2 separate regions of the Homo sapiens genome follow, and region 2 is linked to region 1. A link is a contact called in ENCODE Hi-C or POLR2A ChIA-PET data. All regions are on one chromosome and are shown on one strand. The core of a region is the stretch at or near the end of the contact, and the rest is flanking DNA. Distances in the headings are between cores, read along the strand shown.

What was found. A loop is a pair of places that touch in the nucleus more often than their neighbours do. ChIA-PET counts read pairs that join two places held with the same protein, here RNA polymerase II (POLR2A).
Region 2: a map of vagina shows a loop between it and region 1 (25-fold over the local background). The contact joins the promoter of SLC13A4 here to the enhancer-like site in region 1. A Hi-C loop is called at or near these places in 1 of 168 maps with a recorded cell type or tissue (vagina). POLR2A ChIA-PET finds 5 or more read pairs at or near these places in 1 of 52 experiments (K562).

The regions. Positions count from the first base shown.
Region 1 is chr7:132,376,284-132,383,292 of GRCh38, forward strand. The region is part of intron 3 of PLXNA4 (plexin A4); the gene reads right to left. Among named protein-coding and RNA genes, the nearest start is that of PLXNA4-AS1, 27 kb to the left of the region's middle. Within about 2 kb of position 4,053, at least 2 of the 41 ENCODE cell types and tissues checked have a DNase peak (open chromatin) inside an H3K27ac peak, as active enhancers do.
Region 2 is chr7:135,725,602-135,732,610 of GRCh38, forward strand. SLC13A4 (solute carrier family 13 member 4) reads right to left here and starts at 2,585. Exons shown (of 16, transcript NM_001318192.2): 1 at 1,797-2,585. The coding sequence starts at 1,895. It overlaps FAM180A (family with sequence similarity 180 member A), which reads right to left. Exons shown (of 4, transcript NM_205855.4): 4 at 3,991-4,680.

The DNA.
Region 1 (7,009 bases), core at 2,803-5,302:
TCCGCAAGGCAAAGGACCCCCAGCCGAGGATACAGGGAAGGGAAGAAGAAATCCATGTCTCTGCTGCTGCTCCATGGAGGAGCAGGATGCTGGGGTTCCTGTGCCCACTGCATCCCAATTAAGTATCTGTTTCTCCTCATTTACACTTGGCTCAGCTCTCCAAATACCTTCCTTTAAAGGATTGTTTTTTAAAGGCCCTTCAAACTCAGCAACTATAAACACTGATGTTAGGCAAGGCACTTTCAGCAAGAAGCAACCATAAGGAAATAAAATTGCTGCTGTTAAATCTCCACTCCCAGGAAGCGATTTGCTCAGCAATAACCATTTCTCAGGAGCCCTGATCAATCACTGTTTGGGCAGGAGAGAAGGCCTTCCCAGGCCTCCTGATTTCTCCACCCTGCAGTGGAGGCAGCGCCCACCACCTTTAATTTTATCCAGCAGGCCCTGATGGTGGCTTTGGCCTGGATTTGGAACCAGAAGAAATTGTCCCTGTGACTGTCCTAGAACGGACACGGGGCAGCCATCACTCCTGCCTGGCCCCACCTGCACCCAGTCCTCCTTGATCCTCTCTGTCTTCCCAGGTCAACCTTCGGTGCCAGGCAGGGTTAATCCTCTCTCTGCTTTTAGCAGGAGGAGCCAAATCCCACCTATGGCAATGTTTGCTTCTGGAGAAACTTATCTTCCTGCATTGCTCTCTCTTCATCAAACATGAATGCCAGCAAAAACTCCTTTCCCAGGCTCACGAAATGTGTAAAAACAAAGTACAGAAAAAGAAATCCTACACTAGATTCCCCAGATGTTTTCTATGAGGCAATTGGATCTCTCTTTCTCTCTGCTAGAAAAGGCTATTTAGGAAAAGCCAGAGAATACGAGATGCTTATGTTATGAAATATCAGCCCAGCAGCCTTGTTTACTGGGACCCAGTTGGAAAAAACCCAGATTCCCAAGTAAATAACTTCTCTCCTTTTCCTAGCAAAAATTGCTTTAAATGATTTCAATCCTAAAGATAATTTTTTCCAAGCCAAGTGACCTTTGCCTCCTTTTTATAGCCTCCCCTAGAATGGCCTGTACAGAATGTGTTTCCCTGATAAGCCCAGAGCTTTTCCAGACACAGTCTTCTACAAACTCAAATGAAAAAGAAAAAAAAAAAAAAAAGAAAACAAAACAAAACAAAAGGGAGAGCTGGAAGGATCAACTCCTCTGTTCCCCTGTGCAGGTAGGAAAACTGAGGTGCAAGATGTGACATCCTCTCCCATCTCTGTGGCACCCACACATCTGATTGGGCAGCACAGAAGATGGGGTACCACAGCCTCCCCTTCTACAACATCCCTCATGGGTCCACAGGAGCCCCTCTCCCCACCTTGCTGCTTGGAGAGACCATTTGATTTCCTTGTGCCCCTCAGTGGCCACCAGCACCAACTCAGTAGATAGGTTCTGCTGCCTACTTGCAAATCCCTTTGCTCTCCAGAAGATATCTGTGAGCAGGAAGGTATGGCCAGGGGTAACGAGTGAAATGCAGAGACCTGGGGCTGAGGAGAGAAAAGAGCCAGGATGGATGGCAGGGGAGAGTGCTGTTTCTCACAGCACAGCCTGGCACAAAAGAAAAGAACAGAAACACACACCCACGTTCTACTGGAGGCCGCGAGCTGAAACTGTGGTATGGGAGAGGCAATGGATAGGGCTTTCAGGAGCAATCCTCCAACTTCTGCTGACATAGCACTGTTCCCCCAAATATTGGAAGTGAGGGTAGGAAGAGCACCCTAGAAGTTCCATCACCCACCCCACCCAACCATCACACTCTCCTGGTGAAACCATCTATGCTATTCCCCAATTATCTTGTTTCTGTGAGAAACACATATGTTATTCTCAAGAGTCATGACGGTACCTGGAAGGGAGCACTAGCTGTGGCAGCTTGGTGTTTCATGCTGCAGAGGTGATTGTTGCTCTGTGGGCCAGAGGTCTAGTGTTCTCAAGTCGTGGAAATAGTGATTCTTCCCGTTGAAAACTTAACACGTGCTTTAGAGAAAAGAGTAGGAGTATTTAACTCAGAGCTCCAGCTTCTCACCACCCCTGGCACATGGCTGGCACATGGTATGTCCTGGGTGATTATTTCTTGAGTCATTGGTTGATGCCAAAGTTCTCTACTAGGCAACAATCCCTAGAGATTAGAAAGGCCTAAAGCAGGCTGTGTCCTGGGTTGTCACCTCTCCCCTAGCATGTCATAGTTCTGAGGATTGTGCCCATCCCTGAGGTGTTCTTATGAGCTCCTTATTCCCTAAAAACTACCAGACATTCCAAGAAGTTTCATGGATAGCAGGCATGGCAGATGATTAACTTCCTCCTGTCATTTCACCTAGGTCTGTGATCTCTCCTGCGCAAAATGAGGTTCAAAGAAAGAGAATGAGAATGATAATGATTATTGAAAAGTCCCTCCCACCTCTGATATTCTTTGAGCTGCTAAGATTTGAAATTTCACTCAATGGTATCAGGAGGTTCTGCTAGTTGAGATTTAGTCTACTTCAAACCAGTGACAGCCAAGACAATTCTGAAATGGGCACTGGATCTTTTTTTTTTTTTTTTTTTTGAAATGGAGTCTCACTCTTTGTTGCCCAGGCTGGAGTGCAATGGCGCGATCTTGGCTCACTACAACCTCCGCCTCCCAGGCTCAAGCATTCTCCTGCCTCAGCCTCCTGAGTAGCTGGGATTATAGGTGCACACTACCACACCCAGCTAATTTTTATATTTTTTATGGAGATGGGGTTTCACCATGTTGGCCAAACTGGTCTCGAACTCCTGACTTCAGATGATCCGTCCACCTCAGCCTCCCAAAGTGCTGGGATTACAGGCATGAGCAACCGTGCTCGGCCAGATCTTTTATTTATAACAGATGCCATAACATTTCATACAAAATTCCCCATGATTGGAGATATTCAAGTGGAGGCAGGACAAGTGGCTGGGTTGTTGTGTGTGGGCAAGGGTGGCTGTGTACTATGGGAATGGGTACATTAGCATCCAAAGGGTGATTACACCAGGCAGTGTCTCATGTCCCTCCTCATGTGGGAGCCTACCACGCAAGGGAGAACCAGGACTAGGTTGATATGACCTGGCTTTTACAAAACCCCTGGAGGAGGGAAAGAAATGGAGGCAGCATGTCAAAGCCTTGTCTGAGAAGCATTCCTTTCTCCAAAGCATCTGAGGCTCTGCCTTACAGATCCCCATGGACCTTGCATTCCTCCATGGAAGCCTTTGTTCTCTGTATTGTGATCTATTTACAAATACCTTCCTCCTCAGACTGTGGGCTACTTAAGAACAGGGCTGTGCTTCTACTCTTTGATTATAATGTACTCTGAGCAACCAGCATAGTGGCAAGAGCATCATCAACATCAGTCAAATGTTGAAGGAAAGAGTAAAAGAATGAAGAAATAATCTTGTTCAAGGTTGCAAACCACCAGGGAAGAGCCAATCTTAAAACCCAGGATTCCCGAATCTCACACTATAGCTCTTCACAGTCACTCTGCAAATTTCAAAAACAATGAAAGATAACATCCAAACTATTACCCTTTTTGGTGTACACACTGTCTCCAGATTTCAAGGCTTTTGCAGTAGGGACCAGTTATTTAATTATGGTCTGGCCTTTACTAGTCAAAGGTATGTTCTTGGGCTTCATATGTTCTTGGACTTGCCACCACCGTCACCCCTCACTGCCCCTGTACCTCATAATATAACAGTGGCTTAATATAACAGAGGCAGGGCTCACCACATTTTATATCAGTGTTGGCTTATTTATGGCTTGAGAATTGCTTGAGATGCTGAAACTGGCCCCATATGGGATTCCAGGAGTAGCAGCAGCCCCTCCCCTTGGGGCTTCCGGGAACTACAGATAACTTTTTTAATGAATCAAAATACCAAAGAACTAACCCTCCCAACAGTTGTTATCCATTGCTCAACTCCCTGTAGAGAGCAGCCTGTGGAATTTGCAGCATTGTGATCGTGTGCAAAGGGCAGCACCAGGCCCTGGTGGTGATAACAAGGAGGCATATTTACCCAACACTTCTCCCCCAGGGAGACTGTTTTTCCTCCACTGCAATACTGTGGCCCTCTTGGCTCACCCTGCCTGGTCCCTGACATGGCTGTGGAAGCAGATGGATGGAATCAGAGAACCCGCCCAGACAGAAGGACCAAGGCACCGAGGGAGAAGATAATATAATGTGGCCCTTCATCTCCTGGTGTGTTCCTAAAGTATGGATGATTGCCATTCTCAAAGAATTTCATGATCCTGATTTAAAGAAACTTGCCAACATTCCAGGAACCCAGAAAACAGACAGCAGTCCTCCACAGAGAGGCAGAAAAAGAGACAGGACGATTTAAAGTATCAGGAGCAGGGCCTCACGGGAGTGAGTTCAGATTGTGCATGGCAAAGTCAAAACAGATGATGCTTTAGAGCAGTAGTTTCCAAACCCTATCACCCAAAGAACTTGCTAAAGCACCGATTGCTGGTCCCCAAAACAGAGCACCTGCCTCAGTAACTCTGGGTCTATGTCTATCAAATTCTCAGGTGATACTGGTCCAAGAGCCACGCCTTAGGGGGAAATGGCATTAATGCCAACTCCAGTAAATTAGGCAGGATACCAGGAAGAACTTCCCACTGCCAAGGTTAAACATGAGAATAAGATCAGGTTACTAAGGACAGTTGTGGAAATCTCCTGAGCTAGAGACTCACGTTTCTGAAACGGATCTGAATCTGTTCTGCTTAGCTACAAGGTAATTTTATCTACCATGGACTATAATCAGTTTCAATACAAGATTATGGAGTATCTCCAGGATTCCAAGCACTCTGCTGGGCACTGTTACTGGCAACAGGTAGCACTTGCAAATTGAGGACTGGTTGGTTTGGTTGTATCCTTGTTATAGATGGGGAAACTGAGGCTCAGAGATTCCTGCAAGGTCTCACAGCTGGCGTGAGGCAGAGACAGGACTCAAACTCACATCTGCAATCTGATCTTGTCCCTTCTAGATATGAGGTAGGGAGCAGAGGTGCATAGAACAATATTTTCCTAAATTGTACACTTGAGACAGTGTCCTACAAGATATAAGATAAAAAAGAAGTGATTCAAAATGTCAAATGGCCAAATAAGTTTGAAGAAAACAAATGCAACTGAAGAATCTGCTAGACTTCTCAGGTATTTTAATATACTTAAGTGTGTAGTGCATCTCTAAGAGGAGGCTATGTAGTATTTCTTAAATTTGACCAGATAATCTTTTATTTAAAAACATCTATTTAAATTTCAAGTGACATTCCAGTTGCAAGGAACACAGTCTGGAAACATCTGGCATGGATATTAATAAGGCAAAGAATTTACACCCCTAGCCCGTGTTCTACTTCACATACACTCACACATTTGGGATGAATGCGGAGTGAATATCAGGTGTGATTCAAATCAGATTGGAAAAGAGGATTTTCCAAGATTCTGCAGCCTTTGCCCAGGGCTGAGGCTTTAATGGAGAGCGCCAGGAGCCCCGAGCAGGGTCCAGACAAAGCCAGGTGCCACAGGGCTTGGTGGGCATCCCCTGCAGCCCACAATCCCTCCAGGGCAGGAGCCAGAGGCGTCTGGTCGTCATCTGTGCACCCCCGCAGGCTTCCTGATGTGAGAGACGATTCCCACCAGAACTGTTAGTCATTCCAGTTTCTCTCAATCAATTATTCACACTCCTGTTTGCTTGCTTTGAGAGAGAGGAGGGGGGAAAACACAGAAAAAGCCACAGGGCATGATAAAATACAAGGGAGAGGGGAGAAAAGAAAGCTGGGGACTTTTCTGGGCTGAGTATAGGGTAGACCACTAGATGTGCTTTCTAATAGGTCACCTGCATTTGTCCTCTTGGACAAAGCACACAGGCTGAGGAGGTCTCCTTCTTTCCCTGAAGCCCAGAGAAGAGGAAGCAGGAAGAGGGTTAAGAGCACAGCCAATTGCAGGAGTCAGAAAGACGCATTCCAGGCTCCAGCATGAGCCCTTCATGGTTGTTTGCCTTGCCTGCTTGGATAATATTTGACCAGCTGAGGGGTGCAGTGTAGACACAAAAATCACAGCCCCTGCTGCTGCTGCCTTCAGGCTGTCATGCAGCCTACTGAAGTCTCAGTTTCTGCCATGGTAAAATGAGGATGGCTGTTCAAGCTCGCCCGGAGGGATTCAAGTGAGATCCAAATATGAGGTCCCCGTGGCAGGGACCTCAAACCTCCACCAGCCTTTCACCCTAAGCATGCACAGTCAATTTTAGTGAAAGGATCAAGATTTTTAAATTGTCATGTGTAGTATTTTGCAAATGGCTGCTACATCATCAGCTCGTTAATAACAGAGAGTACTGGCACTGGCATGGTCTGCAATAATTGTTATCGCTATCAAAATGATCAGCAATGATACGCTGCCCTTTGTATTCAAAGACAATGCTACTAACACAGTATAACAAGTGCTTATTTTGCATTGCACAATTATATATTGTCTGAGCTACCAATATATTTGAGAGAGTATTTGCAGTATGTGTATGTGAGTGCATATATATGTGTGGGTGTGCATGTGTATATTTATATATACATATATAAACACACACAAGTATATGCATACACAAATGTAGTTATATATTATGTTCATGAACTTTTTTGCGTGTCTATGTCTTAGTGTCTTATCCTTATATAGGAATACAAGTTCTTATGGGCAACGATTTTCCTTTGTACTTCTTCTGTATCATCTTTAGTTCAAAGCAGGGTGCATCCTTTGTAGGAAACCCTTAATACATTCCTGTTGGCAGTCAGGTTTATCCCAGCAGTGGGGAAAGGCTCATATTGATCCCTCCATCCATGCTCCCTCTCTCTGAAGCCCACTCATGGCATGTGTTGTGAGATGGCCAAGCCACCAAGCAAACCATACAGCCCACTTGAAAAAAGACCCCCTCGAGAAAAGACCCCCTCACTGCTGAGTTAATTAGCTGGCTGGCTGCACACACCAGGATTGGACAT
Region 2 (7,009 bases), core at 1,335-3,834, 3.3 Mb after region 1:
CCATCACTGCTCTCAACTCCAGTCCAGAGCAAGAAAATCCATTTGGAATTTTAAGGGTTAAATATCAGACTCTAAAAGTTTGATGCAGGCCAGGCACGGTGGCTCACACCTGTAATCTCAACACTTTGGGAGGATCACGTCAGACCATGAGTTTGAGACCAGCCTGGGCAACATAGTGAAACCCCCATTTCTACAAAAAAAATTTTTTTAAAAATTAGCTGCATGTGGTGGTACTTGCTTGCCTGTAGTCCCAGCTACTCCAGAGGCTGAGGCACGAGGATTGCTTAACCCCAGGAGCTCAAGGCTGCAGTGAGCTACGATTGTGCCACCGCACTCCGGACTGGGTGACAGAGTGAGACTCTGCGTCTACAAAAAAAAGTTTGATGAAAGGGGTGACGGATGGATGAAACTCTACCTGCTGGGCACCTAGTCTGTGCCTTCTGTGGGCAGTGGCCAAGGTCCCCAAAGATGGGGCTGCCTCAACCAGGAGATATGAGAGGTTCCTGATACTGCTTGGGAGAGGAGGCTAGTATGTCTCTCGGTAACAGTCCCTTATAGCAACCTACATGGAGAAAAAACAAAAACAAGAAAAGCCACAAAAAGAAAAAAAATCAGGCCCATTTGGACAAAGCAGAAAATTGACTAGGGTACAGTCCAGGAAGAATGTCAGCAGCAATCACTGTCTGCTAATCCCAGCCCAGTTTTAATCAGCGTCTCCCTGGCACTCTGGAGTATTTATTCTATGAAAGATTTAAGCCAGTTTGTTTTTAAGAAGAACCATCCTAATCCCCTCTGTTTAACTGTTTAACTTAATCTTGGTTACCAAGTTACTTAAGGAGCAGAGTGGAAGAATTGCTCCCCCTCCTACAAACGTGATTAACCTGTTTTAGCTTATTTTTCCTAAAGTCTCCAGGGCAGTGCCAGCTGGGGGAAGGGGACAAGCCACAGACAGGAGGAAGAGAACAGCGGAGGGAAGGGAAGGGAAGCAGGTGACCACCAGGAGGGTGTGACAGGCAAGCTGGATGCTGAGCCAGAGCTGAGGTTCCTCTGTTCTCACAAACCAGGTGAAGAATGAGGTCACGGGCTAGAGTTTGGGGGCTCTTATCTCTTTTTTATCGTGTCACTTTTTGTCTGTCCTTCAAGAGGACAGAGAAGAAAACACAGAAGACACAAATAATTCAAGGCCACGTGCATGGGAGCAGGGCAGCCTGCTAAGTTCTGCTTTCATTCCTTCCCTAAACATTCATTCCCTGAAGTTGATAGGCGCCTTCGGGATTAGAGCTTCAACTGTGGTCATCGAAGCCCACCAGGACACGACCACAGACCACGGATTGGCTCCACGGTTCTCTTCCTCCCCCAACCTTCTCCTCAGTGCCACTATTGGGAGCTCTTTCTGTGTCTCCAGGGGCTCTCAGATAACCAGGGTCCCAGGTGAACTCCCGACAAACACAGGTGCACCATGTCGTTTGCATGGGTGTCGCTGGCCCCCGCTGCTGGGGCAGGCTGGCCTGCTGCTTGGTGCAACACCCATCAGTCACTTCTGCCAAGGCCCCTACTCTGTCCTGACCCCGGTGGGGGCCATGGGGTTGGGGGAATGGGACTGGGATAGGAGATGAACATGACAGCTTTTAGGAAGAAGATATCTTGGTTTCCTCTGGAAAAATCCTTCCATTTCTTTAAACCCACCACAAGCCACTTTGAGGGACTGCCTGAGCGCCCCATGTTCCCCTACCGACCTCCCCTCTTTGCCCTCCCACTGACTCCCAGACCCCCGGTGGGCGCAGGTCGGTACTCACGCTGCTGGGGTGGAGGACGGGCAGAGGCAGCAGCAGGAGCGGGACGCAGACGACCAGCAGCAGCTTCCGGACTCGGAGCAGGCCCTGCAGCAGGCCCATCGCGCCTCTGTCCTCTCCAGCTCGTCCTTGGACCCCGCTCTGCCGGCGAAAGGCTTCCTGCCTGGGCACTGCTCTCTATCCAGAAAGACTTCTTAAACCTTTCTTGGCTTCCGAGAGTCCTCCTTCGTCTTGGGGGCAGAACGGGAGGGCAGTTATACCCTCGCTGTTTCTACAAGAGGCTGGGCTCCTGGCCTCCTGCTTTAGGTGGGATTGATGAGCATCGTTTTGTGACCAGCAAAAAGGAACTGGGAAAGGATGATAAACGGGGGCATAGTGGGCCTCCTCTCGGCTTGATTAGTAATAGAGTAACTTCATTCTAGGTGTCAGCAGAAACCCCCTTAATCCTTTAAGCCACACCTTTGCTGCTGCTGCTCGGCCTTGAAGAAATCATTTAAAAGCTTAAAAACATTAAAAACGCTCAGAGCACATTGTGCTCTCCATCAGTTTTCCTCCCTCGGATGACCTATTTTGGGGAGTACCTGTTTCATCTCCCACCTGGGCTCGCTGTTGGTAAGACTCTAGTAGCCCCTTTCCTTAAAACAAGCACCTGAGCTTGTCAGAGTTGCATGCGGACTTCAGGTGGGGCTGCTGGTCGCTCCCAGGACGTGGTACCTTAACTCTGTTCACATGTCTTTCCCTCAAATTGGTTCCCTACTTATAATTTGCCTTGAGCCTGGGCCTGCAAAGCAGAAAAGAAAAGTCCCCAAGACATTCCTTTTTATCAAAGGACAAAACTTGCTGGAGGCCCACCTTTAACTTTCATCCACCAATGGGAAGCCGGGACAGAGACAGTAGCTCCGCCCACTTCTCAAAGCCAATCAGCAAATTGAAAAGAATGAGTCAATTTCTCTCCCCGCGGCCGCTCTTGATTGGTCACAGCGGGGGCCTGCTGATTCCGCAGAACCTAGGCAGCCTGCTAAGCTTATTTTTCAGTTTCTCAAACTTCCTAGGGCTGGAGTGATGACCATCATCGTAAACATAATCTCACGTACCCAAGCACAGCTTTATTGTTTCGGATCATAGGACACAGAGCTTTCGCTGGGAGGGCCACCTGCTGATCTAGACCTTGGGAAGGGAATGTGCCTGGTGGCAGGGAGAAAATGCAACATTACTTCTGGAGAATTTGCCTCAGAGTGTACAAAGTTAAGCCTTTCAGACCTCCCTGCTGGCAAAGATCGTTTGCCTCAGCACCGAGGGGGGAATATAAAGGGTCTAGGCCAGCAGAGGGTATGAGCTCGTGAGAAAGACCCCAGATCTTTTGGGAAGTATAGCTGCCTCCCTGGCAAAGTCTAGATGCCAGTCTCATGCCCAGATGTCAGTGGTCTCTCTGGCTAAAGTAGGTGCTCAAATGCTTCTCTCTGGGGCTCTCCAAAAAGGAAACCGAAGACCTTCTTTGGCTGGTACGAAAGGAGGAGGTGGGAGGGCAGGGAAGAAGTTGACAAGTTCAGGGACAAGGTCTTAGCTGCAGTTGAACTCTGGAATTTCTCCTGTTTACAGATTGGAAGAAGTTGTTAGCTTCTTTTCTCAGAACGGACATGTGGATTTGGGGCAAGGAAGAAAAGCAAAAGCAAAAGCCCAAACATTCTGTAAGTAGTGGTTCTTGGCAACATTACCTTACCTTGATCTGGGAGATGCTGAGCAGAGTCAAAGGGTTATAAAACCCATGTTGTCTTGAATTCACAGAACACAGGAATGGCGTTCGAAGATCTGCAACTATACTACTTGGAAATGATCCCCAGGCTAAAGTGACCAGGGAAGTGACCCAAAAAACAAATTCTTCTTGACTTTTAAGGCAGGTGCAACTGTGGACAGCTGAGGTCCCCTTTGAAATTATCTTGCCATCGTAGGATGGGCTAGGATGACTCAACTCTTTAAATGCATGTTAAAGACTGGCTACTGTATTTACTACATTCTGGCCTCATTTTTTTTTGGTTATGATTTTGAAACTCAGAATGAACAATACCACGTGTGTGATGTTTTGGTCGCAAACATTAAAGACAGCGAATAATTATAAGCAGCTGTGGAAGTCAACATCCACTGTTAAACCCATGAACCATTCCAAATTCCTCGGTGAGATACTCTGAGATAACAAAGATTCCAGTGAGCAACTCAATCATGACATCTTTATTATACCATAGATGAATATTTGTTAAATAAAAATAGGTACAGCAAGTGTACAATAAGACCAGTAGTTCTCCTTCAGAACTCTACCCATTTTTCAGAGGAAGGAAACACTTTTCCAGAATACAATGCTCAAGAAATGTAAGCCAGATCCCGCTTGTATGAGGTATCTTAAGTAGTCAGACTCTCAAAAACAGAAAGCAGAATAATGGTGCCAAGAGCTGGGGCAGGCAGGGGGAAGGGGAAAAGAGGAGTTGTTCGGTGGGTATAGAACTTCAGAATTACAAGATGAGAAAGTTCCGGGGGTCTGTTTCACAACATGCATGGAGTTAACACTGCTGTACCATATGCTTAAAAATGGTTAAGATGGTACATTTTACCTGATGTGTTTTTTACCACAATAAAAAAAATAAGATTGAAATGGATTAGGAAAGTAAGGGGTGTTGTAAAAAGTCATTTAACAAGCATTTGATTTTAGACCATTGGACCTGCAGAAATACTTTGATTTGTTAGATTCAAGGTGAGGTGACAGAGCAATGAAGTCTGCAGCAGTTAAATGTCTGTTGATGTCTCTTGAGTGACATTGGAGATAGCTGTGAGGATGCCAACGATGGAGGAAACTTAGAAAGTTTTTAGATCCTGGGCCAGGCACGGTGGCTCACGCCTGTAATCCTAGCATTTTGGGAGGCTGAGGCAGGTGGACCACTTGAGGTCAGGAGTTTGAGACCAGCCTGGCCAACATGGTGAAACCCCATCTCTGCTAAAAATACAAAAAAATTAGCAGGGCATGGTGACGTGTGCCTGTGGTCCCAGCTACTTGGGAGGCTGAGGTGGGAGAATCGTTTGAACACTGTAGGCGGAGGTGCCACTGCACTCCAGCCTGGGTGACAGAGCGAGACTGTCCCAAAAACAAACAAACAAAAACAAAACAAAAAAACCCACAAAGTTTTTAGATCCTAAAATTTGTCAGCAGAAATGGTTACATAAGTCATGGGCAAGTTTCCACCACAAACATCACACTCCCATATTATTCTAATAGTAATTATAACCAAATGTGACCCCTTCGTGACTGTAGTTGTATAGAGTGTGGCACTAATGAGGCAAAATAGGAGACCCTGTTTGTCTGTCTAGTCTACATTTCTACTACTCCTTGGGCAAAGAATAGGGTTTTTTGGCTGCTGGTGGTGATCATAATATTTGATTCTGCATGTCAGTGAAATCATTGTCATAAAACTCTCTGTGGGTAAACAATGATCTGCATTCAGATTAAAATAGTTTTTAAGACTCTAGTTACTGAAAATGAGTCTTCATTTGTCTTTAAAAAGGTCATGTCCTTCTTTTTTCTATTTTTTTTTCAGTCATTGATTGCCACAAAAATTCAAGCCCCAATTTGTGTTTAATTTTTTTGTTGCTGGGTGAATGTTCCTGGGAACCATCTTCCCATTCATGGATTTCTTACTACTGGGAGCAGCCATCTACATAACATGGTGGTCAGGGACTACAAGGGTGGGCCTTTCCATCTGATGATTCTGAGTACAAGAAAGCTTTCAGATCCATTGTCAAGGGAGTGGAGCCTCGGGGCGGGATACAAGACTGACTATCAGGGTATTGCACAGTGTCTAGGGACTGAGGCCATTGCTAATCCACTCCCCATCTGACATCTAGGAAAAGTACAAACTGTGAAGATAGGCTACCATGTTTATCTGCCTCTGGCCGATCCCAACGCTGTCTGTACACTGACTTGTGTTTTACTTAGACAATGATACCCAGAGAAGACTGACAGACAGTGAGTGTTAGAGTGTGGGTCAGCAGAGATAGAGCAAAAGTCAAGCAGAAGAGTCTTGGAGATGCATCAAAAAACAGATACAGAGATATTTGGAATTGGGCCCAAATATACAGCAGCAGAGATACCAACTAAAATAAAAGAAAGAAAGACAGAGACAAGCAGAGTGACCATGTCAGAGAGAATATGTACATTTAGAAAAAGAAAGATTGAACAAAAAAAGCATATATCAGAATCTGCATTTGGAGGAGGTAAAAGAGCAGAATGGTCAGGGAATGAGAAAGAGAAACTGAGACTTACTAATCTTCTGAGCCTGAGAATATCAGGATGCAAAGCTGTGTTTTTCTCTGATGATGAATACCTTCTTCCAGTGTCCTAGTATTTCTCCAAAAAGATCATGCGGCTAGCACTGCTATGCAAAGCTTATTTGCTCAAAGATTTTGAAGGAGTCCAGACCTCATCATTATCAAATGACAACTGTTAAATACCCATTTCAGAATCAAATTTAGCCCAATAAATCCTCACTCATTCAAAGATCAGACTTGTTGCAGCTTTTGCTTGCTGAGCTCAGCTGTAAACTTAGGAGAAGACAGAAAGATCTCTGAGCTAATGAGGAATCCTTATTAGGACCCAGACGCTCGACCCCTAGCAGAGGACTTCATCTATTAACTCTTATTTAACATAGAATTATAACAAACCTGGCTATCGTAGTTTGTAGGCAATGGCCAGCTAAGAAAGAACAGACTGTGAAGGGCAAGTTACATTGGTAACAAAGAAAAATATGCTCTAATAGCCTGACAGTGAGGGAGGCAGCAGGGAAACTCAGAACTGAACACAGAATGAGCAGTCTGGGACCTCTCAGGGTTGGTACAAACAGTTGAGCTGACTTCTTAGATCCAGGTGCTCTCCTTGTGGCATCTCACAGTTAAAGGATTGTAGGAACTTCATAGGTAGAAGTCTTAGAGATTATCTTATCCAACTCCTTCATTAGAATGTTTAAATGATGACATGGTCGGGCGCAATGGCTCTCGCCTATAATCCCAACACTTTGGGAGCCTGAGGCGGGTGGATCACTTGAGGCCAGAAGTTTGAGACCAGCCTGGCCAACATGGCGAAAAACTGTCTCTACTAAAAATACAAAAATTAGCCAGGTGTGGTGGTGCGCGCCTATAGTCCCAGCTACTCGGGAGGCTGAAGCAGGAGAATCGCT